5 separate regions of the Homo sapiens genome follow, and regions 2, 3, 4 and 5 are each linked to region 1. A link is a contact called in ENCODE Hi-C or POLR2A ChIA-PET data. All regions are on one chromosome and are shown on one strand. Each heading gives the region's core, a stretch centred on a gene start or an enhancer-like site at or near the end of the contact. The rest is flanking DNA. Distances are from core to core; before and after follow the strand shown.

Region 1 (4,739 bases), core at 1,154-3,653:
AATATCTTGATTGTGGTGTTTTCATAATTGAACACATTTGTCAATAGTCACTAAATTGTAGCCTTTTAAATGAGTTTAACTTATTGTACTTAAGCAGTATCTCAATAAAGTTTCTTTTAAAAAAAAGCATTACAGAAGGTGCACAAAATAATCCATTGGTTATAAGAATATATATATTACATTCATCTTTTATCAATGTATTTCATCTTCATAAATTTCTGTTTTCACATATTCTCTACAGCATCTAAACATATGTACATATAATAAGATGATGTGACTTAAATATTGTTATAAGGATGAGGGAGCAAAAGGATTTGAAGACTACCAGTCCAGCCAGCTAGAGGAAGAGTGCTGACACACACCCTGAGCTGTTTCCATCAACCAGCAGCTGCCTCGGGCAAGGCTTTGGCAAGCAATGTGCTGTAGTCAATTCACGACTGAATTTTCTGTCAAGTGCCCAGAGTGCCCCAGCCCTTCTGTTCACCTGGCTCTCGACTCTGGGTAATACCCAAAGCTCAAAACTTGGACTTCTTCACTGTTCTCTTTTTAGTCTAATAATTGGCTTAAAGCTCACATACACTCAGGGCTTCTATTATCAGCATAACACTGAAGACAAACAAATCTATATTCCAGATCTCTCAACTGTTGTTTTTTTTTTTTTTTTTTTTGCCGCAGTGCCTACTGCCTATTGGACACATTATTTTTCAAAGCTACATTCTAATTCAAATTCAGTATTTCTAACCCCATAGCTTCACAAACCAATTTCTTCTCCTACTCTTGCACTGCTGCCAAAGAAAAAAATACCCTGAAGTTATCCTTGATTCATTTTCCTCTTTTACTTTAAAAATCATAATTTCTACCCATTTGCCATTAAGGTCTTAATTTACCTATCTCATCTATCTGTAGCAGTGATTCTTTGAAACTATAGAGGACCCCCTCCTCAGAAAAACTACACTGGCACACATTTTTCATACTATTTTGAATATGATTTCCAGGGCCCACAATGAAAATGTATAGATCTCTATATTGTTCACTTCTAAAATCTGTTTACTCTGATCTGGCTTTTTCCTGAGAGTTCCAGACCACCTTCCAAATACTTTTCAGATAGGTATTATTTTATATGGCAAAAATATCTCAAACTTGCACGTTCAAAACTCAACATGCCATTTCCCCCAGCAAAACTGTATCTTTTTCTTAGTCTTTCTTTAGTGAATGGCAATTCAATTCCCCCAATTAATTAAAATAGTAACTTGCATATTACTGTTGACTTCTTTCTCCCTCCGTATACCTCTCACATCTAAATGGTAATTATAGTGACCTCCCACGATTAGTTAAGTGGCATGCATTTGACAAAGTATTAACAACCAACCCACCATATATGCTTACATATTTTCTGTATGAATTTAAATAAGTGACTCACTCCTCTACAGGTGAGCAGCTAATAAACCAAACCCTCAATACCTCATTCCTGAACTCCCTCGGTAGCCTCCTAACTCTCTGCCTGTTCCCAATCTCGTTCCAGTTTTAGTATCTCCCAACATGTCTTAGAATAGATTTAGGTATTCCCTCTCCAGCCCCTACAGAAACTTTAGTGTCCTTATCTTCATTCTTAAGGTTTTGTATTCCTGGGGCAACTTTTCCAGGGCTGTCTAGGACCCTTAGAAAGCAGTTGACAGGCAAATAGAAATAAAGAAGCTAGAGAATAATTGTTTAAGGTGTTATACTCTCTCCCAACCCCTGCCCAGTGCTATCTATTTGTGTTTTCATGGAGACTTTAGAATAGAGCTTCTCAACCAGTGCATTTCTATACATAATATCATATAGGAGGCTGAGACAGTCGTCCCCTCAGTCCCTAGGATAGGCATGTAATTCCTAGAACCACAAACAGCATTATCTATGTAGTTCAGTATTTACTACAAATATTAACATTCCAAAGTGTGCCAATGGATGAAAAAAATAATTGAGAGGCATTTAAAACACAGAAAGTCCCTCCAGTATCTAAAAACAATGAATTTCCACCCTGACATTTTACTGTCTTGGAAATTTAATGCCACCAACCTATAGTTAAAACCTACATGATTATGGCCAATTACATTTGGAAGGGATTTGTCCAAGTTGGCCCTGGATCAGGGAGAGCAGCAGCAGGTGAGAAATGCTGCCTTTGAGCAGCTGATGCAACCCAGGTGTGGCAGAGCATGGAGGGCCATACCCTAAGAAGGAGACCAGCAGAGAAACTGAAACAAGTGAGTAACTAACCTACAAGAGGACCCAGAAATTTAGAAAAGGAACTCTCAGAGCAGAAACTGAAAGCCAAGAACAGAACCCAAAATTGAGTCAGAGGAAATGAGGCAAAAGGTCAGACCTCGGGGAAGGAAGCTAGAGATGCCAAATCAGCAGAAGGCTGAGGGCTGAGGTCAGGGATGAGTCAATTCATCTGCTCTCAAAGCCAAAAGAAGCCCTAGCCCTTGAGCCACCACAAGGGTTAAAACTTCTTTAGTGAAATGAAAGGAACTAAGCTTAATTCCTCACTGAAACCTCAGTACTACAATATGTTAATTTTGTCTTTTAATGGTCCTGGGGTTTTTTTTGGTTTGTTTGTTTGGCTTTACTTTTTCCCCCTAATTTCCTCATTTACCTTCTGTATATTTTATATTTCATGTAATTTTTATTTAACGTTAATGAAACAGCAGCTTTCAAGTTGTCTTAGGCAGACAAGAAATTTTTTTCTAAATTTATTGAAATAAAAGTATATGTAAATTATGTCATAATATAAAGAGAAAATCCAAGCCACCTTACTATCATTAATATTAATATTATTTGTATTACTAGTAGCTATCATGTACTTAACTTTGTAACCTTGTGTCTTGTACTATGCTAGATGACTTTATATGTTAACTCACTCCTCACATTATCCACAGGAGGGATTATTAGTCACAAACAAATGAGGAAATCAAATAGGTCAAAAATTTTTCCATGATCCTATAACTAATAAATGGCAGGAATGAGATGTAAACCTGTGATGTGTCTGATTCTTAATTACTGCACTCAGCTCTATTTTATTTAAAATATGCTTATTTAAATATGACCCACATAAAATGGGTCATTTGCTTAATGAACATCTGTCAAAGCACAGCTGGGTATTAAGTACTTTTCTAGGTGCCCTTGGGGCAAAAGAAAAAGGAGAATCTGACATAGCCAAGCCTTGAGGATGCTCAAGTTAAGTTTGAAGACAAGACGTAGTCCATGAAATACAACAAAAATTAGTCCAAAGTCATAGGTAAGCCTTCAATTTGAGCCCTGAAGATACTATTTCTCAGCATATGACCCTGAGCAAGTTATTCTTATTGTGTAAAGCTGAGATCATAATGATATGAGCCTCATGGGGTGTTCTAAGGATAAGATGAGATAATGTAGACCATTAGTTTTCAACTTCAGGTGATTTCCTCTCTGACAAAAGATATTTGATAATGTCTGAAGCATTTTTGGTTGTCACAACTGGGTAGGGGGAAAAGAGAGTGTTGTTTGCATCTAGTTGGTAGAGGCCAGGGATGCTGTTAAACACCCTGCAATGCACGAGACAGGCTGTCTCCCAAACAGGGAATCATCTGGCCCAAAGTATCAATTGCACTGGGGTTGAGAAACCCTAACGTATTCGAAGCGTTTAGCAGAATCCTAAAGGCATTTAGTAGTAGATCCTCCACATTAACTCACTATATTTGCATGAAAAGGGGGTAGCACTTATGGCATTTATGTACTTAAGAAAAGAATTAAATAGAAAATAATTGTAAATATTAATAATAATTTTAAAATATAACCCTTTAAGAAAAAGTCTTACAAGTCAATGTGGTAGGTAAGAGCATAGGCTTTGGAGTCAGATAGACCTAAGTTTGAATCCTGGCTCTGTGTAATGCTGAAAAAAGTATTAATCTGAACCTCTCCATTTCTTCATCTTTAAAATGAAAATAAATATATCTAAGTTATATACCTGGAACATACTGAAACTCTCAATAAATATTTTTAAAGTTTTAACATACTGAGTCTTAAGCAGGCACTAGAAAAAGTATAGACTTTGGGTTGGTGAAAGAAAAAAAACAAGTCAGCCCTCGCTATATAAACTTAAGCAAATTACTTGGCTGAGGCTTAATGTTTTCATCCTCAAAATTAGTATAATAATGCTTTCATCACAAGGTAATAGTAGGAATTAAATGAGACTGCATTTAAAGCATTTCCTAAGATGCTTGGCACATGGTGAGTGCTCAATAAATATTAGTTACCTTCCTCCAGAGGAAAAAACAAAATCTTTATAAAGGTACTTAGGTCAAAATAAATAGCAAAAATTACCTTTGCTAGAGCAGAAAGTGTGGACTAAGGACTTTTGGAATATCCCATAATTTATCAACACTCCACCTTGGAGAAGCCCTGTTTCTGCATTTGAAAGGGAAGCTATACACTGCCTGTCCTTTTCACTGCCCACCAGCTTTCAACAAGCATCCTTCTTTTGGCCTAGGAATGTCACTGTGGCTTATCTAGGCTGAAAGAGAGTGCAGCCCTTGGCTGCAATTACTGGAAGAATAAAAATTCAATTCTTGAACTACAAATTTAACTGCATTTTAAGAGCACCAAAAAGATCCACAGCAGAAACTATTCATAAATAAGTTAAGCACAAGGCATGATTTATCAAGATATTTGTCATTCTATCTCTAAAAATGATCATTAATGCTGCTTTTATGACCATCTCT
Region 2 (4,739 bases), core at 1,044-3,543, 1.5 Mb before region 1:
AAAGGAAACATTTTCTAAACAATAAGAGATGTTCAACCATGGCATGGGCAGACTACAAAGTGAGATTCTCCCTGTCCCAGAATATCCCCACTGAGACATCTGTCTGTCCTGGCAGGAGTAGGAGCCATGTTTATAATGAAAGGAAGGCTGAACTAGAAGAGCTTTGAAGTCCCTCCAAATTCCAAGACCTCATTATAGAACCTAAGCCTTGTGAAGATAGAAATAAAATCAGGGCAGCAGAGAAGAAATCACATACTCACATTTACCAAGCATCACTCATGGCCAACACATACTTATTTTGACTTCACTCTGGTGCTGGTTTCAGAGAACCAAGATGATGTCCACTATAAACTCTGTTTGTTACAGTGAAAAGCACGCAGGCATGGAGCTTTCACTGTCAGGATAAACACGCATCATGCAGCACTGCTGAATTTTACACTGGTGGCCCTTGTGATTTTTACATTTGTGTCCTCTCATTTGCTGATCCCCACAATGGTCTTGTCAGCTTTGCAGATACCTGTATCATTACCCTCATTCTACTGAGAGAAACCCTTGAGTTGAGAGGCGTGGAATAGATTAACACGTAGCATATCTTTCCAGATCACTGTTGAGGACATTTTTGGAGGAGAAACCTTTACATGAGAGGAGGAATTTTGGTTTTAACCAGTCACTTGCTCGTGAAAAGGAAATAATTAGGCTGGGTTCTTCTATAATATTCACAAATTATGGCTGTTCTAAATGTCCTGCTTTGAGAATTGTCTTGCTATTGAAAGTAGATTCATTTTAAAATAAATTTTGAGCTGCAGTGTTAGTTTCAAAGTGAAGAGCCTGATCATGATTCACCAGGCTATTTATAGTAGTCTCTTCTTATACCAGACGTTTTATGTGTGTGTGAGAGAGACAGGGAGGAGAAAGAAGAAGAAATCACTCATTTCTTAAAACTGAAGAAGTGTGCAATGATCAAAACCCATCATGTGAACCCCATCAGAGGACTTTATAATTGTTATTCTTACTCTTCTGGTTTTGTGCTCATTCAGATTCATAATTCCAAAACTTTCTATCCTCAACTGGAAGAGGTGTAGTGAAGAGGATGTGAGTCCTGAGAAATAAAGAGTGCAGTTCACCAGGAAACCTCTTATGAGCATGCCAATCAGTAGCTCAATTCGAATCGCACAGCATTTTCCTTCAACAAAGATGAGTCACGATGCAGCAGTTCTGGATAAGGTTTCAGTCTCAGGTCTGTGCTCAGTAGCTGGGTGACTTTGGGCAAGAACTTCCTCTCTTTCCTCTCTCTGATACTCGTTTTTTCATTCACTCATTCATTCGTTTTCTCATTCACTGGTAAGTGGGCGTACCAGTACTTACCTCAGGGGATTTTTGTGAGGATTAAATAAAATGGTAATGCCAGCTTTCAGTGCTTTGTGAAACTTTCGCATTCTATGATAATGTCAGGCTTCACTGTTTTCTGGAAAGTTGTCTAATTTACTACTGTTTTATTACCATTCCTGAGGAAGGGCTGCTTTCTATTCCTGTTTGTATGATTTTCTTTTTTTTTTTTTTTTGAAACGTAGTCTCACTCTGTCACCCAAGCTCGAGTGCAGTGGCATGATCTTGGCTCACTGCAACCCCTGCCTCCCGGGTTCAAGTGATTCTCGTGCCTCAGCCTCCCCAGTAGCTGGGATTACAGGCGCATGCCACCATGCCCGGCTAATTTTTGTATTTTCAGTAGAGACGGGGTTTCACCATGCTGGCCAGGCTGGTCTCTAACCCCTGACCTCAAGTGATCCGCCTGCCTTGGCCTCCCAAAGTGCTGGGATTACAGGCGTGAGCCACTGCACCTGGCCTGTTTGTATTATTTTCTACCACTATTACTATTCCTAAAGTAGAGCAGCTTTCTTTCCTCCTTCTCCCTCTTCAATGACTTAACAAACATTATTAAATATCCACATCCACAGCTTTTTCATCTTTTGTTTCCCAAAGAGTGAATAAGTGAAGTGACATGGTTACTGCTGGGCATATTTATGTAGGAGAGGTGGGGGTGGGCAGAAAGGGGACAACAGTCAGAAGAGATGAAGTAGTTGGGGTCAGAGGGTGGAAATGCCAGGGATGGAAAAAGACCTTGATCTTATAGGAAGTGGGATTGAAACGATGTGACTGTGTGGAAGAAGGAACTCAGCTCTCACCCCTATCCACCAAAGGCACATGACACTGTGGTGTGTCATGAATGTGAGAAAATGAGCTCTAGCAAAATCATTGAAGCTTCATATAAAAGCCACTATGCAAATAGGTCTTTTTCTGCCTTCAGTTTTATTCCCTTGAGTTTTAAGTTGACGCTTAAAACTCACCTTCCAGAAAAGAGAAATCTGTTGTCTACTGTAGTCAATGTGCCGTTTCATGTACCAGACATCTAACATCCCAGTAGGCTCTGTTTCAAAGGAGAAAAAAAGACATATTTTCATATATTTACTACTTTGAAAGTTAACTGGTCATTCAGTAAACAATTCTGGAAGAGTAGAATTAGAGGATAACTTCAATTATTTGTGTGTGTCCCAGTATTTTTTCTTTTTCTTGTTTAACAATGAACATATATATCTTTGGCCAAAAAGTCAGAAAAACAAGGTTACCTTAAAAACAAATTTAAAAAAAAATGATGAGGAATTTGTTTCTTAACTTACTTTTTTTTTTTTTTTTTTTTTTTTTTTTTTTTTTTTTGAGACAGGATCTTGCTCTGTTGCCTCGGCTGGAATGCAGTGATGCAGTGGCACGATCTCAGCTCACTGCAACCTCCACCTCCCAGGCTCAAGCAATCCTCCTGCCTCAGCCTCCCACATAGCTGGGACTACAGGTGCGTACCACCACGCCTGGCTAATTTCTGTATTTTTTATACAGACAGGCTTTCATCATGTTGCCCCGGCTGGTCTTGAACTCCTGAGCTCAAGAGATCCACCCACCTTGGCCTCCCAAAGTGCCGGGATTACATAGGCATGAGCCACTGCACCCGGCCTTAACTTACTCTTAAAACATGTGTTATTAAAATAACCCAAGGAAAGTACATGTGGCTTTAGCACCATAAGACAGAGCAAAAAAATAAAAATAAAGTATATGTGGTTCTTTTCTTTTCTTTTCTTTTCTTTTTTTTTTTTTTTTACTAGAATGCAGAAAGAATTCTCAACAGAGAAGATACAACTCATATAGAAAAACACTTTTTGGTCTTGTAAAAATACACTAATATAAATGACAAACCTTGTGTTCATCTCCATTCCTAGACTTATCATGGTATAGTACAATTATTTGGTGTGTGATCATTAGACAATGATGTACTTAAAGGGAAGTCCTATCTCATTTAATATGCCACATACCCAGCGCAGCACTTAGAATATAATAGGCTCCTAATAATTGTTAAGTAATGAATGAACAAATCATGTGATATTATCTATTTAATGCCAAAACACAGGCTGAACTGATTAAATAAATAACCACCAATCTGTAAGACAATGGTCAAATATGGCCCAACTTAATTTCAACCAAACATACTTGCAAAGAGACTAAATAATCAACTCCTGTATGTGTAAGTGTGAGTGTGTGTGTGCATGAGTTCATGCTCACGTGAGTGAGTGAAGTCATTTTGTTTCCTCTACCATCAAGTCACTTAGATTTGTTTTGATTTACAGCCAGGAGTGGAACCAGCAGAAACAACTCCTGAAAACAGGCTTCAGCTGCACCAAGCTAATTTCCTCAACAGTGAAACTTAGAGTGTATTTGAGGGGAGGCTGCGCTGGGGTTTTTTCCTAGGTTAGAAAGTTCCATCTAACCAGATGGAAATTTCTAGAAAATTAAGTCCCACCACCTGGATAACAGGAGATAAGAGAAGAGCAAAAGAGAAAGAAAGGGAGCGTAAGTACCCACATGTAGAGGGCAGGTGCTGTGTGGGCCCATCCACAGCTCCATCTCCCCTCCTCCTGCAGTAGTCAGTGTGAGCTTCAGAGCCAGGTCTGCGGGGTAAGCCCAGCTCTGTGACTTTGAACAAATGCTAACCACATCCTTCGGCTAGCTCCCTCATCTGTCAGATGAGGGTGATAATTCCACATATCACACAGGGTGGAGTGGGAATTTCAGTGGAGCGTGCTGACACATGGTGAGTGCTCAGCAAGTGTAGCTCTTGCTGTTTCCCGCATTTGAAAACTGAAGTGCTGAAAGGTTAAGGAACTTGCTTAAGGTCCCAGAACTAATCATCAGAGATGCCAGGCTTTGAACACAAATCCGTTTTATCCCAGAGCCCATAGCCTTGGCTCTGCACCGTGCAGGTGCCTGGCTCTGAGAAAGCTAATGGTTTCTCTGCGATACTTCCATCCCCCATCAGTTGGGCCTTCTTTTTGTTCTATCCTCTCCTTCATTACTTCCTTTTCCTGCCTTTCTTGCTCTACTTTCTTTTTTGTTTTTTTCTAAACATTCACTTCTTTTCTTTTCTCTCCTTTGCAGTAGTATTTACCTTTGCAGTGAGGACTTAGAGGTAAGCAACACTTATGTAAAACATTTTGAAAATGCTCTTAATTCTCCAGGAATATGAAGAGTGGCCCAGGAATCAAACCTGGGACTTCTATCTGCTAGCTTAGATGCAAAAAGAAAAAAAGCACAGGCAACAAAGGAAAGGGGATATGACGTTCACTAACCACCTACTGTCAGGTGGTGTCCGGACACTATATACATCATCTCGTTTAACCCTCACACAACGCAAGGGT
Region 3 (4,739 bases), core at 1,579-4,078, 1.4 Mb before region 1:
CATGAGGCAAACCAGGTGGCTGCTTAGGGCCCTGCAAGTACAACATGATACCTCAGGATGATATCTTTGGAGGCTAAAATGAACATTGAAAGAGCTGGACTTAATTGAGTGCCTCTGTAAATAGTATAATTTCAAGAGTGCAAGAAATTTTGAAGTAAGTCCATTTCTACTTAGAGCCTCAACTCTGAAGGTTAGGGGTCATTGAAACGTAATATTCTTCAGTTTGAGATCTCTCTTTTCTTATGTTAAATATAAGTTCCTGGGAACATCCTTGGGTGGAGGGAAGAAAAAATCTCCAACCTAGTTAGAGTTCTATAATTCCTACCTTCCCCAACTATCAGTATGGGGCATGGCACTGGATGAGAGGGTCCTTGGTAACCCACCAGTGTCTAAACCCTTGGTTTCTCCCTTTACCCTACAACCTCCTCCCCTTTCTGCCCAAGTAATTTTTATCTAGTGTTTGGTAGAGGAGGGAAATGGGGTGGTGATGGGGAAACTTATTTGTGACTAATCATACATTTTTCCACATTTTCTGTCTTATACCAACCTTCAGACTTGGAAATGCCGAAGCCAAGGATTTGTCTTTGCTATCTGTATGCTGTTCTATCAGCCCTTTCAAGAAAAGAATAAATACTTGGTTTTGTGCAGCCTAAGTTAAGAATGGTTTTCTCACTTTTAAATGGTTGAAAGAAATTTTTTTTAAAAAAAGACTATTTCATGATGTATGGAAATTATGTGAAATTCAAATTTCAGTGTCCAAAAATGAAATTTTAATTGGAACAGACTATGCCCATTCATTTACATAATTGTCTGTGACTGCTTTCACGCTACAAACACAGAGTTGAGTAGTTGAGACAGAAATCTTATGTTCTGCAAAGCCTAAAATGTTTACCATTTGGCCCTTGAATAAAAAGTTTGCTGAGACCCTGGTGTAGCTTAATTAGAGAAATGAGTCACCAATAATCCACTTACTTGAACACATAGCTGAGATTTCCCTGCCTCTGTCACTAAAGTTGGACACCATTAGACAAATAATAATAATAATAGTAATAGCTAATGTTTCAAAATATTATCCACATGAACTTGACATTATAAAAATCAATGGAGATGCAAAAAATGATCATGGCACATCTCTGCCTTCCATGAGTTCACAGTTAAAGAGTAGAGAAATAGAAGTGTAAACAGGCAAGTATATACAATGTGGCAAATGCCCTGAAACAGAGTATACGGAAGTAGGTGTGGATTGCCGTTCGCAACTGGGAGCTCAATTTTTGACATGAATTTGAGGGGCCTAGGAGACAGCCCATAAAGATACAAACAAATAGTTAGAAATATAGGTCTGACTTTCATGAGAGTTGGGAGGGCTCCAGTTTCTAGCCTACATACAGGTGTAGCTGAGGCCTTGGGAATAGGTGAAAGGAGTAAGAAAGAGAGGAGACAGTGAGATGGTAGGTATGAAGGGAATGTCAATGTTTAGGGAATTGGCAGAAAAAATAATTTACAAAGGAAAGGGCATCCAGAAATATTGATAGAAGACTAACACATTCTTGAAATGGGAAAACCAAGAGGAGAGACATTTTCAGGACAAGGTGGTCAACAGTGTCAAATGCTAGAGTAGGATGAAGACTGCCAAGGTTCTTGGTCTTTATTGTTTGGAAAGATGCTACCATCTTCCTCTCCTCACACGAACTGGTTCCAGCAGCAGGTGGAGAGCCTTGATGACATTTTGAGGTGGATTGCAATAATGCCCAGGTAATTTCCCAGCCCCATATCCTGGCCCTTTACCATGTAGCTTTGAACGTTCTCCCATTCTGGCTCTGGTTTGTCCATGTAGCTTGCTTTGAGCCAACAGACATTGGTAAGCCTGATATAAGCAGAGGATTGAAAGACACTGGAAAGATTGGGCCTTAGGTACTCTTGCCCTCTGCCATCACCATAAGGACATGCCCAGGCTAGCCTGTTGATGGCAGAAAGAGGACCAGGAGACATGTAGAGGAGAGCTCATGCAAAGACATAGGAGTGAGCCAGCTGAGCTGCAAACACATGCCCAATTCCAGCAAAGCTCACCTTAGACCAGCTGGACCCCACTGACATTGAGAAATAAATGTTTATTGTTATATGTCCCTTCAGCTTTTGTGGCAGTTTGTTACACATTATTGTGTAGCAGGACGAGCCGCAGACAAAACCTCTCAGACACCGAGTTATAGAAGGAAGGGCTTTATTCAGCTGGGAGCATCGGCAATCTACCGCCTTAAAATCCGAGCTCCCCGAATGCACAATTTCTGTCCTTTTAAAGGGCTCACAACACTACAGATTTCACATGAAAGGGTCGTGATTGATTTGAGCAAGCAGGCGGTACGTGACAGAGGCTGCATGCACCAGTGGTCAGAGAGAAACAAAACAGGGCAGGGAGTTTCACAATGTTCTTCTATACAATGTCTGGAATCTATGAATAACATCGCTTTCTAAGTTATGAGTTGATTTTTAACTACTGGGTTTTGGCCAGGCAGGCCCAGTCCTGGTTTCGGGCCTGGTGCTGGGTTGCCTGTCTTTGCTTTTACTTCCTTGTTGTTTTTTCTTAAAACAGGTACTGAGTATAAAAAAATATAAAACAATATGAGAGGGTCTCTCTCTTCCCTCAATCGTAGCAGTAGATAGCCGATATACCAATCCCTCTTATTTCATGTAAATAGGAGTATGTAATAGACTAGAAAAATGTTTAGAAAATAGAAAGGAATTATATTACCAGTGTCTCTGAATAAGTTTTCAGAAACCAACTGTTTTCTGGTTGAAACTCTCATTCTCTGCTCCCCCTGGTGGTGCTACATAGGCCATCTTGGTAACAGGTACATTTGAGCTCACTTTTCAAAACCTTCTCTTTGTCAGAAGTGGCAAATGGAACTGAAAGAATATTTGTTATCTCATATGGTCTTCATAACAATCCTTTGTGACAGGTAGTATTAGCTCCATTATATAAATAGGGAAACAGAGTTTGAAAGAGGTCAAGCCAGATTTTTTTGAACTTATACCATCAGTAACTGAGTGCCTCTCACAGACTCTACATCACTTTAAAGACCACATAAATATTTAGAAAATGAAAAGACAGGTCTCAAACCAACTTTGAAAAGCTAGTTATATTTTGTAATCAAGATTACATAGTAGGTGGTTTTTCTCTGAGATGTTTATTTTCTTTCTTTTTATAGAGATGGGGGTCTCACTGTATTGCCCCGGCTGCAGTGCAGTGGCTATCCCTGGTGGGATCATAGTGCATTACAGCCTCAAAACCCTGGCTCAAGTGATCTTCCTGCCTCAGTCTCTCAGGTAGCTGAATATAGGCTTGTATCACCCCTCCCAGCTGAGATTTATTTTCTTCTTGCTATCTCTGAGCCTTTACTAAAATCTGTATATATTCCAACCTGGTCTAAGCTAGACTTCTAGGGAATTCAGAAGGGAGAGAGGTAAATGAGGTGGGAGCAAGATGTTTGTAAATGTTCTCCCAGAGGCAGCTGTGTCTCCAGAGACAAAATCTGAAGCTTTGACCTGGAACCATCTTTCAAGAGATAACTAGAGTCATGTGTCACTTAACGACAGGGATACATTCTGAGAAATGCATCATTAAGCGATTTCATCATTGTACGAACATCATAGATTGTAATTACACAAACCTGGGTGGTATAGCCTACTACACACCTAGGCTATATGGTATAGCCTGTTGCTTCTAGGCTACAAACCTATAAAGCATGTTACTGTACTGAATCCTGCAGGCAATTGTAATATAAATCACTAGGTGACAGAAATTTTTCAGCTGCATGATAAGTTTATGGGACCACCATCATATATGCCATCCATCATTGCCTGAAACATGGACTGCTGCGTGGCACATATTCTCCTTGCCTCGTCAGCCTAATTCCCTTAGATACTTCACAGTCTGTATGTACCTTAGCTAAAGGGGCTGAAAAGCACCCTCAATACTGTGACTTTCAGTTGGATTCCTTTGCTCTACTATCCCTGCTGCATGGCTCCCCTAGAGGCTAGAGAGTAACATTACTAGCTAGCATTTAGTGAACAATTACACTATTCCAGGCTTGTAGCTAACTTCTTACATCATTGGATCCCCTTTCCCACAACAAACACATGATATAAGGGCTTATCTTATCCCCATGTTATGTATGGGAATAACGAGGCACAGAGAAGATAAGAAACATGCTCAAGATTGCATGACTAGGCCGGGCGCAGTGGCTCGCACCTGTAATCTCAGCATTTTGGGAGGCCGAGATGGGCAGATCACTTGGGATCAGCCTGGCCAACGTGGTGAAACCCCATCTCTACTAAAAATACAAAAAGAAGCCAGACGTGGTGCCCGATGCCTGTAATCCCAGCTACTAGGGAGGCTGAGTCAGGAGAATCGCTTGAACCCGGGAAGCAGAGGTTGCAGTGAGCCAAGATCACGCCACTGCACTCCAGCCTGGGCAACACAGTGAGACTCTGTCTAAAAAGAAAAAAAAAGAAAAAGAAAGATTGCATGACTTAGCCAGGAGCAGTGGCTCGTGCCTGTAATACCAGCACTTTGGGAGGCTGAGGCGGGATGGTTGCTTGAGCTCAGCAGTTAGAGACCTTGACACTAGCCTGGGCAACATGACACAACCCTGTCTCTACAGAAAAATTTTTAAAATTTAGCTGGGCATGGTGGCACTCTCCTGTGGTCAGCTACTTGGGAGACTGAGGCAGGAGGATTGCTT
Region 4 (4,739 bases), core at 832-3,331, 1.3 Mb before region 1:
CTCAAAATAAAAAAGAAATTTTAGGAGTCCGTGAGCTAGGAATCAGCATTATCAGTTCTCAGAGAATTTGAGCTTTTCGTGTTGCCTTCGTTTTTCTCTTTCTCTCCATTATCAAACAATCATTCAATTGCATAATTCTCATCAACCTTCTTAACTGAGGTTTCTTGACTCCACATCACCCCCTATTGCTTAATTTCTCTATTATGCTTCATAACTTGATTTCTCAAAGGATTTGTTATACACATTGTTATTTTATTTCTCATGATTCACTTTCATAATGTCATATTTCCTTATGTGTCTTATTATCTTTGAATGTGTGCTGGACGGTATTTGGAAAATTATTTATAGGAACAATTTGAGAACTAGGGTGATGATACGTTACTCCAGAAAAGATTTTTTTTTTTTTTATTGTTTATGCCAGGTATATGGAGGCAGTACTTGTCAGAACATACTAAAGCATTCAAGGCTTCACTTTCCCTAAAACATCCAGGTGGCAATCTTAACTATTCTAGTTCACCCTAAGGTTGTAACCCTTTTGGATCCCAGGTAAAATGAATAGGTGTGGGGGTTTTTTGTGTGTGGGGGAAGGGAACTGGAGAACATTTAAATATCAAAACTTTGGACCTTTGGTCAGCTTTTTGTTTTTTTCTATCTCAAGCCATGAAGCTTCCAAAACTTGATCTTACCTTCACATCACAAATACTCTCAGGGAAAAAGTGGCTTGGCATGTTGGGCTTCCCTATCTGAGTTCTTATCTTCTCCTAGATTTAAGACCAGGGATCCCTTATCATCTTTTAAGTCAATGATTCTCTTTAGACTTTAAAAAATATTCAATCTAGCCTTTTAAGGTGTTTTCAGCAGGAGGGCTGTTACTAATCACCTGGCCTTCCATAATGGTAGCAAAAATCTCTAATCCATTTTCTTTCCTTAAATCATATAGTGATCTTTTAAAAGTAGGCTGATCCTGATTAAAGCCTCTTCAGCGGATTCTCATTGTACTTAGTATGAAACTTGTACTTCTTACAAAGACCTGGCCGGGCACGGTGGCTCATGGCTGTAATCCCAGCACTTTGAGATGCCAAGGCAAGTGGATCACTTGAGGTCAAGAGTTTGAGGCCAGCCTGACCAACATGGCGAAACCCTGTCTGTACTAAAAATACAAAATTAGCCGGGCATGGTAGTACACACCTGTCATCCCAGCTACTTGAGAGGCTGAGGCAGGAGAATCCCTTGAACCCAGGAGGCAGAGGTTGCAGTAAGCTGAGATTGCACCATTGCACTCTAGCCTGGGCAACAAGAGTGAAACTCCATCTAAAAAAAAAGAAAGAAAAGAAACAAAGACCTGTATATTGTGAACCTTGTGTGTGTATTCAGCCTCATTCCCTACCTCCCTGGCCTTCATTTAAATTGCATCTTCAACCAGGCAGGGTGGTTCACACCTGTAATCCCAGATCTTTGGGAGGTCAAGGTAGGCAGATCACTTGAGGTCAGGAGCTCAAGACCAGCCTGGCCAACATGGTGAAACCCCATCTCTACTAAAAATACAAAAATTAGCCGGGTGTGGTGGTGCACACTTGTAATCCCAGCTACTTGGGAGGCTGAGGCATGAGAATCACTTGAACCCAGGAGGTGGAGACTGCAGTGAACTGAGATGGTGCCACTGCACTCCAGCCTGGGCGACAGAGCAAGACTCTATCTCAAAATAAATAAACAAATTGCAACTTCATTAGCCTCTTTTCAGTACAACTACCAGATTGCCTGAAAGGAATATATATTTTCCCCTCTGCCTAGACACACCAATACTCTATTCATGCAACTTGTAGCTCATTTGCATATTTTGGTTAATGTCATCTGTTCAGAGAGGCGTCCTCTGACTACGCTATCAACAATATACCTCTTTTATGGTTCTCCCTCACCAAAGTGTGTTTATTTCTGTTACAGAATAAATTTCAATTATTCACCCCTTGGTTTTTTGTTTTTTGGTGGTTTTCTTTTTCTGACACGGTCTCACTCTGTTGCCCAGGCTGGAATGCAGCAGTGTGGTCACGGCTCACTGCAGCTTCGACCTCCCTGGCTCAGTAATCCTCCCACCTCAGTCTCTTGAGTAGCTGAGACTACAGACACACCACCACACTCAGCTAATTTTTGTACTTTTTTTTTAGAGACAGGGTTTCACCATGTTGCCCAGGCTAGTCTCAAACTCCTGGGCTCCAGTGATCCACCTGTCCTGGCCTCCCAAAGTGCTGGGGTTATAGGTGTAAGCCACTGCACAAGTCCAATGTCTTGTTTTTTTGTTTGTTTATTTTCCATATTACCCACTAAAATGTATGCATCATTGGGCAGGAGTCACAATTCCAGAGTCCATCAGTGTCTGGCATATAGTTGATCAACAAATAACTATTGATTGAATGACTACCAGACTCCGTATTAAATTTGTTACATCTATTATTTCATTTAACTCAGAAAGTATTTCTATAAGTGCTATTGTTTCCAGTTAACAAATGAGGAAAGTAAGACTCACAGATGTTAAGTAACTTTCCTATGGCTATGGCTATGTAACCCACACAAAAAGGTGCAATTTGGACCCAGGCTATCTAAGTCCAAAGTCTGTATGCCTGACCCCTGCACCATACTTACTTTAAGAATATCCATTGGATGATAATTCAGATTACTAAAACTCATAACTGAATATGAGAGAAATGCAGGTAGAAGGGACTATTTCTATTTCTCTTTTCAAAGGAATTAGCCAAAATATTTTTTGAATAACACATATGATTCTATTTTATTTAGAAATCCATCATTTTCCAAGACAATATAGCTTTATCATATAATAGTAAATAATTGAAAGTTATAGTCTGTTAATAGAAATTCACTTTAAGGCAAATTATTCTAAAATAGATTTAGCTCTAACCATGTACAAGCAATGCATATGTAAGTAAATAAAATTATTCTTTTACATTTCTTAAAAGTTTACTGCAGTGGAGAAAATGGTTGATTGGGTTTAATTAGAAGTAACTTAATAGCATGGAAATACTTATGTTTGTTTCTTTAGAGCCAGTAGAAGAACATCTAAAATCAAGATCTATTAGACCCTATCTTTATCTTAAGGATACAACTGAGGTAGGTGTAATTTGTATACTCAGTAATTACTTAATAGAAATTCAAATTAGTCCTAATAATTTTATATATGCTCCTACAAATCCAAAATTCAAGTGAATTTTAGGATTCAAAATGATAAAATGTTAAAGTGATTTCATCTCTGATATTATGTAAAACTTTATGTATGGAGACAGTAGAGAAGATAATATATTATTTGTTGGAGATATTTCAATACAGTAGAGATTATTGAACATGGTAAGGACTAGCACTTATAAAGTCAGTTAAGACAGAGCATCATAAAAAACATACATGTAAAACTTAAACATCCAAATTTATTAAATAAAAATATATATCAATTTGTTAATCTTTTAATGTGTAACCAAGACCTTTTTTTGAGTATGCTATGTGTGGTGGTTAATTAAATTACATAATTGCAATAGCAACTACCAGAAAGAGGTTTGGAACCAACACTATTGACTCTTGATAATCACTTCAGCAGAAGTTCATGGGCATGCTGAAGAGTGACTAGCTCTGAGCATTGAGTGTGCCTTGGACATCATTCAGTAGTTTTTATATAGGGAACTATAGAGATAAATTAAACCAGAGAATTAGCAAGGGAAAGTCACTTTAGAGAGTCTCTTAAGTATTAATTTTTGTATTTTATATATATATAATATATATATAAAGAAATATGGAGAAATACAGACTTAGGGCCATAATTAATAACAAATTTTTGTTGCATATTCCTATATTTTATAATTTAAAAAATATTAAAAGGATTATCAGTTTTATCTTCATCTACATGGTTTATTTAATTTCATGTTTTATTTAGGTTCATGGTTAATAAAAGTCCCCCAAGCTATGTATTACAACATAACGTCACAATCAGGTTACTTATCATAATACATTTACTAGCATCTTATGTAAAAATTATAAAATTTTAGTTTTTTAAAAATAGAAATATCCATGTGATATTTTAAATGCAAATAGTAGAGAAACACTAATAAGCACACACAGCCCTTTCATTCTCTGCTTCCTCTTCTAATTTCCTCTTTTCAGAAGCAACCAAGTTTAACCTTTTTGGGTTTCAGTACCTTATAAGATTAACTCCATATTTCTAAAGAATGAGTTTCTACTGCTGATTTTAATTTATCAACTTTAAACATTATCTAGTGAAAATCAATAACAAAGATTGTTTATACCACCGTGCATCCTGCCTCTCCCCACTTTCCTCTTCTGGATCTTTGATAGTTACTTTTTTCCTTTCTTCTATTGTTAATTTTTGCAACTTGAAATAATATATCTAACTTTTTTCCCATCATTTTTAATCACTAACTCCTGATTCCCCTTTATATATGATGAAGATCTTAACAGTTTTATCCTGTCTTCCAACTATCTTCCACACTTCTTCCCTAGGTCAAGTATATATTTATTTACTTTCACATTTTTTAAGTCAACTATTATATTCAGCTTTGAACTCTGATTAAGTTGTTTGTAGGTTAATTCTAAAACTCAAAATACTATTAACAGCATTTATATTATTATTTATAAATAATCATTTCATTTACATTATAGTAATGTCTCTGTAATAATCATTACCGAACAAAGTAATGTGCTTGGATTACCTTTCTTCTCAGTGG
Region 5 (4,739 bases), core at 794-3,293, 1.1 Mb before region 1:
TTAAACGAACCAATGAACAAACTTCTTTGGCAATTTACATATACCTAAGAAATATAACCTTTTATTCAGTACCAACACCTGATTCAAATACAAGTAACATATATATATATACTATATAAACCTATCTGTTATGCAATCCAAAAAGGTACCTCTCAAAATGCACCAAGAAAATACTGTACTTATAACAATTTAGACTCTGGGGTTAGCTGACTGAAATAGATTAATACAACACATCCAAAACTAAAAAATTCTATATCTAACAATTTTCAGCGTCCATGAGTCTCTTTTGAGATTAGTTTATAAACTATTTCCTGAAATTTTTATTTAAAAGCAACAGCCTACACCATGTCTTTATGATGTGGTGGTAAAATTTTATGGATAATTACTAATTTGGTTGAAAATACCTACATCTAAAAAACTTAGCCTATTACATTTGGAAGCCCCACATCTATAGTGACAATCAGCATCATCTTTCGTTAGTTTCATTTTTTGTTATTAATGCCACTCTAAAACACTTATATAGGCTTTTGGTTCTTCAAATAACAGTTTTGGATTTTCTTTTCATAATTTTTACAGTTTTATCCAGTGGCCCCATTTTATCAGAATATTACAAACTATGATTATGGTTTTTACATTGATGACATGTTATTTTTATCTCACCCAAATTCTGGAAATTTTTGGCCCATCAGTTCTCAAACACTGGAACATATAAGAAGAGTAATATAATCTTATATTACTTGAGGGAGTTTGGATTTTCCCTCCCTTAATCTCCAAGTGTACCCCTGCCTACCAGCATCACATCCGTCTTGTCTGCATTGAACCTCAACCAGTTGGTTCTTAACCACGTCCGAAACTCAGCCAGGCACTGGGAGAATCGAGCGACCACACCATCTGGATCAAAGGAAAGAGAGCCTCAGTAGCAAGGAGACAGAAACGATGATACAAGCTCACCATCCACCCTGTTTCGCATTTTTAAAAAGATGGTCGGGAATCAGGACAAGGATCCCATGACAATTTTAGAAAAACATTTAATGAGCCTTAAGTCATGCAATTTGTAACTAATGATAAAGGAATAAAAGCGACCCAATAAATAGGTCGCCTCATTCCACCCATAAGTGAAGAAGGTTCAGTCAACTCCGGGTCATCTTGGTGAAGCGGCCTCAATAGCCAAGTCAATCTTGTAATTACATAAGTTCTTCTGCAGAAATGCAGAATTCTAGCGTTGGAGGAAGCTTTAAATAGGGAAAACTGAAGCCCAGAGAGGGATAGTGACTCGCTCAAGGTTACACAGCATGCAGGGACCACAGATAGGCTCCAGGCCAGGGACCTAGCCACTACAAGCTGAAAGAACAAGAGTAAAGAGCGGCGGGCATCTGTCCCAAGGGATCCTCCCACGCGCTAGGAGGACCTCGTTTCCTTACAGTAATACCCTATTCGAGTCTCTCCTCCCTCCCTGACTCCATCCGAAAAGGGCAAGTTGGCCCAGGGCGCTGCTCACCATAAAGGCTGCAGTGCAAGCGAGAGCCTCCCGGGGATGGGACACAAGTGAGGGAAATACAGGAGAAAGAGGCGGAGCCACAGCAGGGTGGTCAGCTTAGCCCCACCCCGACTGGGATCAGGGACCGAAGCGAACGGGGCGAGGCGAACTCACTCCGCAGCGGATTCCCAGCGCGGCGCCACCACCGCGAAGGCAAAAAGGCGGCGCTGGGAGGCAGTCGATGGCCAGAGGGAGGAAGCTGCGCATGCGCCTTTGGCAGCCGGCGGAGAGCAAGCCAGGCGCGTTCTGCGGCAGCCCCTCCCCGGAAGTTAAGGGTCTTCCGGGCGGTACACTGCCGTGGGGGAGGGGAAGGAGAGAAAGGGGACTGAGGACACCTCAGGAGCCCCTCATCCCAAACTGGAATAGAAGGGGAGAGATGGCTTGTGGAGGCTGCACTTACAGCCGCTGCCGCTGCTGCCGCCGCCACCTTCGCTGCTGCCGCCACCGCCTGAAGAAGCCCCATCCATCCGCCTGCAGCCGGGAGACTCAGAGCCTGGGAGGGGCCTGAGGCCCGGGCCGCCCGCCTCCTTCTTCCAGTCGTCGTCCGGAGCTTCCTCCAGCTCCACCAACCCTCTGCCCTCCCCTCCGCCTCCGCCCTCCTCCTCGGCCTCGTGCCGCCAGCCAACCGCGCGGCCGCTTGTTGAGCCAGGGCTCCACCGTCGCCATGACGCCCGGCAAACATTCCGGAGCCTCGGCCCGAGCCGCTAACGGAGGAGCTTGGGGGTACAGGGACTTCAGAGGCGGCCAAAAAAAGGGGTGGTGCACCACTCCCCAGCTGGTCGCCACCATGCCAGTCTCTCCGGCAGGCAGTCACAAGCAGCAGAACTTCGGGTTGTAAGTTCCGGCGCTAAAAACCGTAGTCCATCCCCCTGGGACCCGGAGGGAGCCCTTCTATTAATAGATACCATTTCTGGATTTGGAAAGGGGCCCTACCCTAACTGGGTTCAGTCTGTAGACCTTGAAGCTCCTAGGCCACAATGTCTCCTTTATCGACCTACCGCAGTCTTTAAAAGAATCTCTACTGGGCTGGGCGCGGTGGCTCACACCTGTAATCCCGGCACTTTGGGAGGCCGAGTGGGGTGGATCACCTGAGGTCAGAAGTTAGCGTCCAGGCTGGCCAACATGGTGAAACCCCGTCTGTACTAAAAATACAAAAAGTTAGCCGGACGTGGTGGCACATGCCTGTAATCCCAGCTACTTGGGAGGCTGAGGCAGGAGAATCCCTTGAACCCGGAAGGCGGAGGTTGCAGTAAGCCGAGATCGTGCCGTTGCACTCGAGCCTGAGCAACAGAGCGAGACTCTGTCTAAAAAATAAGATAAAATAAATCTCTATTGCTGTGCTTGCTGTGTGAGAAAAGACCTGGTTTAGAACCATCGTTCTAGCACTTCTAGTTTGTTAAGGCCTGCAGTCTCTCAAGCTTGATGCTTTCATGCTGTGCCCAGACGTTCAAGAGCCTCAGCTTCTGTGAGCCACCAGGCCGAACATTGCTGTGCTCTGTAGTAGAGGTATTTTATTGTCGTCTCGTCAATACCATCTTACTTTAAAACTAATTCCTGCTTCCAACATTCTGTTGTTATGCAGCAGTTGAACAAGACTGTAGAAAAGCACACAGCTGTGTGGACTTGTCTTACTTTAAATGGTTCCTTAGCGCTGCCCGTAATGCTGCCCACTAAGTTCCCCCAAAATTCCCTAAGTAATTTGTTTTCTCTTCCCCTCTCCAATCTCCTCCACCTCAGCTAATCTTTCTTCAGCGGAACTTGTTGAGAGTTCTTGGGAGAGAACCTTGCATTCTCTCTTGAATATGGTACTCACGCTTTTGTCCATCCTACCACTCCATCAAAACAGCTTCTATGAAAGCCAGCAATAGCCATGCAACCAAATACAATGGCTGATCCACAGTTTCATTCTTTTTGAATGAAGCAGTGTCGGTCGGGTTTATCGCTTCTCGATCTTTGAAAAGCTTTATTTGGGTTCTGAGAAACCACTCTTCCTAGTTCTTGTCTTGGTTCATGGTTTCACCTTTCCCAGATCCTTTGCTGGTATCTGTTCCTCACTACCATAACTAAATACAGTCATGCATCGATGGTGATACCTTCTGAGAAATACCTTGTTAGCCAATTTCAGCATTTTGCAAATATCTTCTAGTGTACTTACACAAACGTAGATGTATGGGCTACTATACACCTAGGCTACAATTGTATAGTAGACTGTACACCTAAGCTATAGTAGGCTATACATCTAGGTTTGTGTAAGTACACTAAATGGTGTTTGCATAATGATGAAAATGCATTTGTTGCTTCTAGGCTACCAACCTGCATAGCATGTTACTGTACTGAATACTGTAGGCAATTGTAACACAATGCTAAGTATTTGTGTATGTAAACATAGAAAAGGTAATGTCTTGTGCTTGAATGTTGTGACAACTACAACGTTGTTAGACAATAGGAATTTTTCAGCTCTGCTACCAGATCACCATTGTATATGTGATTCATTGTTGATGATCCAGGACTGTATTGGTATTGCTGGGTTAGTCCATAAACCTCTTCACTCTGATGTCTTTAATATCACCTATAATGATGATTCACAAATGTTAATCTCTGGCTAAGACCTCTCCCAAGAAAACAGATTTTAAGAAAAAACACCTGCACTTATAAGTTAATAAACATCTCAAACCAAATATATAATATTTTCTGTCTTTTCTAATTAACTGCAATCTTTCTCATTTTAGTAAATGGCAAATTCCACTCTTTCACTTACTCAGGGGAAAAACCTTGGGATTACCCTTGACTTCTATCTTATACCTCACTCTATAAGCAAATTTTACCATTTCTACCTGCCAAATAAATCCAGACTACCACTCCCATGTAAATCACTGTGTTACATTGTGATACCCACCTAAATAGTCTCCTTGCCAACACCCTCCAGGTAGTAATCAATGTGGTTCTGCTCAAAACATTTCTCAAGTTTTTTCCATTTCACTCAGTAAAACTCTTTACAGGGCCCCACAGGATCTCACTATAGACTCTTCCTCTTGCCTAATTACATCCCACGTTGTCCCACAACACATCAGACACACTATATTCCCCCTTTGGAGCCTGTGCATATGCAGTTTTTTGGAATATTGTGCCCCCAGATAACCTCATGACTCACCTCCTTTAGGTAACTGTGTCAAAGAGTCCTTTACCACCCCATATAAAGTAA

What was found. Hi-C counts contacts between places; a loop is a spot of excess contacts on that map. ChIA-PET counts read pairs that join two places held with the same protein, here RNA polymerase II (POLR2A). Pooled maps may share reads with other maps.
Region 2: a loop to region 1 is called in a map with no recorded cell type, with 25 times the contacts of the local background. The contact joins two enhancer-like sites. A Hi-C loop is called at or near these places in 4 of 37 single-sample maps with no recorded cell type and 8 of 50 pooled maps. POLR2A ChIA-PET finds 5 or more read pairs at or near these places in 1 of 52 experiments (activated T-cell).
Region 3: a map with no recorded cell type shows a loop between it and region 1 (12-fold over the local background). The contact joins two enhancer-like sites. A Hi-C loop is called at or near these places in 2 of 37 single-sample maps with no recorded cell type and 3 of 50 pooled maps.
Region 4: a loop to region 1 is called in a map with no recorded cell type, with 19 times the contacts of the local background. The contact joins two enhancer-like sites. A Hi-C loop is called at or near these places in 3 of 37 single-sample maps with no recorded cell type and 5 of 50 pooled maps.
Region 5: a loop to region 1 is called in a pooled map, with 15 times the contacts of the local background. The contact joins the promoter of MIER1 here to the enhancer-like site in region 1. A Hi-C loop is called at or near these places in 6 of 37 single-sample maps with no recorded cell type and 9 of 50 pooled maps. POLR2A ChIA-PET finds 5 or more read pairs at or near these places in 1 of 52 experiments (activated naive CD4-positive, alpha-beta T cell).

What each region holds. Positions count from the first base shown.
Region 1 is chr1:65,809,823-65,814,561 of GRCh38, reverse strand. The region is part of intron 1 of PDE4B (phosphodiesterase 4B); the gene reads right to left. Among named protein-coding and RNA genes, the nearest start is that of PDE4B, 19 kb to the right of the region's middle. RefSeq lists an enhancer at 2,161-2,390. Within about 2 kb of position 2,403, at least 2 of the 41 ENCODE cell types and tissues checked have a DNase peak (open chromatin) inside an H3K27ac peak, as active enhancers do.
Region 2 is chr1:67,336,310-67,341,048 of GRCh38, reverse strand. IL12RB2 (interleukin 12 receptor subunit beta 2) reads right to left here. Exons shown (of 17, transcript NM_001374259.2): 9 at 2,346-2,425. Among named protein-coding and RNA genes, the nearest start is that of IL12RB2, 31 kb to the right of the region's middle. RefSeq lists an enhancer at 2,064-2,143. Within about 2 kb of position 2,293, at least 4 of the 41 ENCODE cell types and tissues checked have a DNase peak (open chromatin) inside an H3K27ac peak, as active enhancers do.
Region 3 is chr1:67,212,645-67,217,383 of GRCh38, reverse strand. The region is part of intron 6 of IL23R (interleukin 23 receptor); the gene reads right to left. Among named protein-coding and RNA genes, the nearest start is that of IL23R, 49 kb to the right of the region's middle. RefSeq lists an enhancer at 1,880-2,019. Within about 2 kb of position 2,828, at least 2 of the 41 ENCODE cell types and tissues checked have a DNase peak (open chromatin) inside an H3K27ac peak, as active enhancers do.
Region 4 is chr1:67,109,958-67,114,696 of GRCh38, reverse strand. All of the region lies in intron 5 of C1orf141 (chromosome 1 open reading frame 141), which reads left to right. Among named protein-coding and RNA genes, the nearest start is that of C1orf141, 23 kb to the left of the region's middle. Within about 2 kb of position 2,081, at least 2 of the 41 ENCODE cell types and tissues checked have a DNase peak (open chromatin) inside an H3K27ac peak, as active enhancers do.
Region 5 is chr1:66,922,294-66,927,032 of GRCh38, reverse strand. MIER1 (MIER1 transcriptional regulator) reads right to left here and starts at 2,043. Exons shown (of 14, transcript NM_001077700.3): 1 at 1,938-2,043; 2 at 791-891. The coding sequence starts at 2,004. It overlaps DNAI4 (dynein axonemal intermediate chain 4), which reads left to right and starts at 2,177. Exons shown (of 17, transcript NM_024763.5): 1 at 2,177-2,371. The coding sequence starts at 2,202. RefSeq lists enhancers at 1,745-2,024, 2,315-2,474 and a silencer at 2,055-2,174.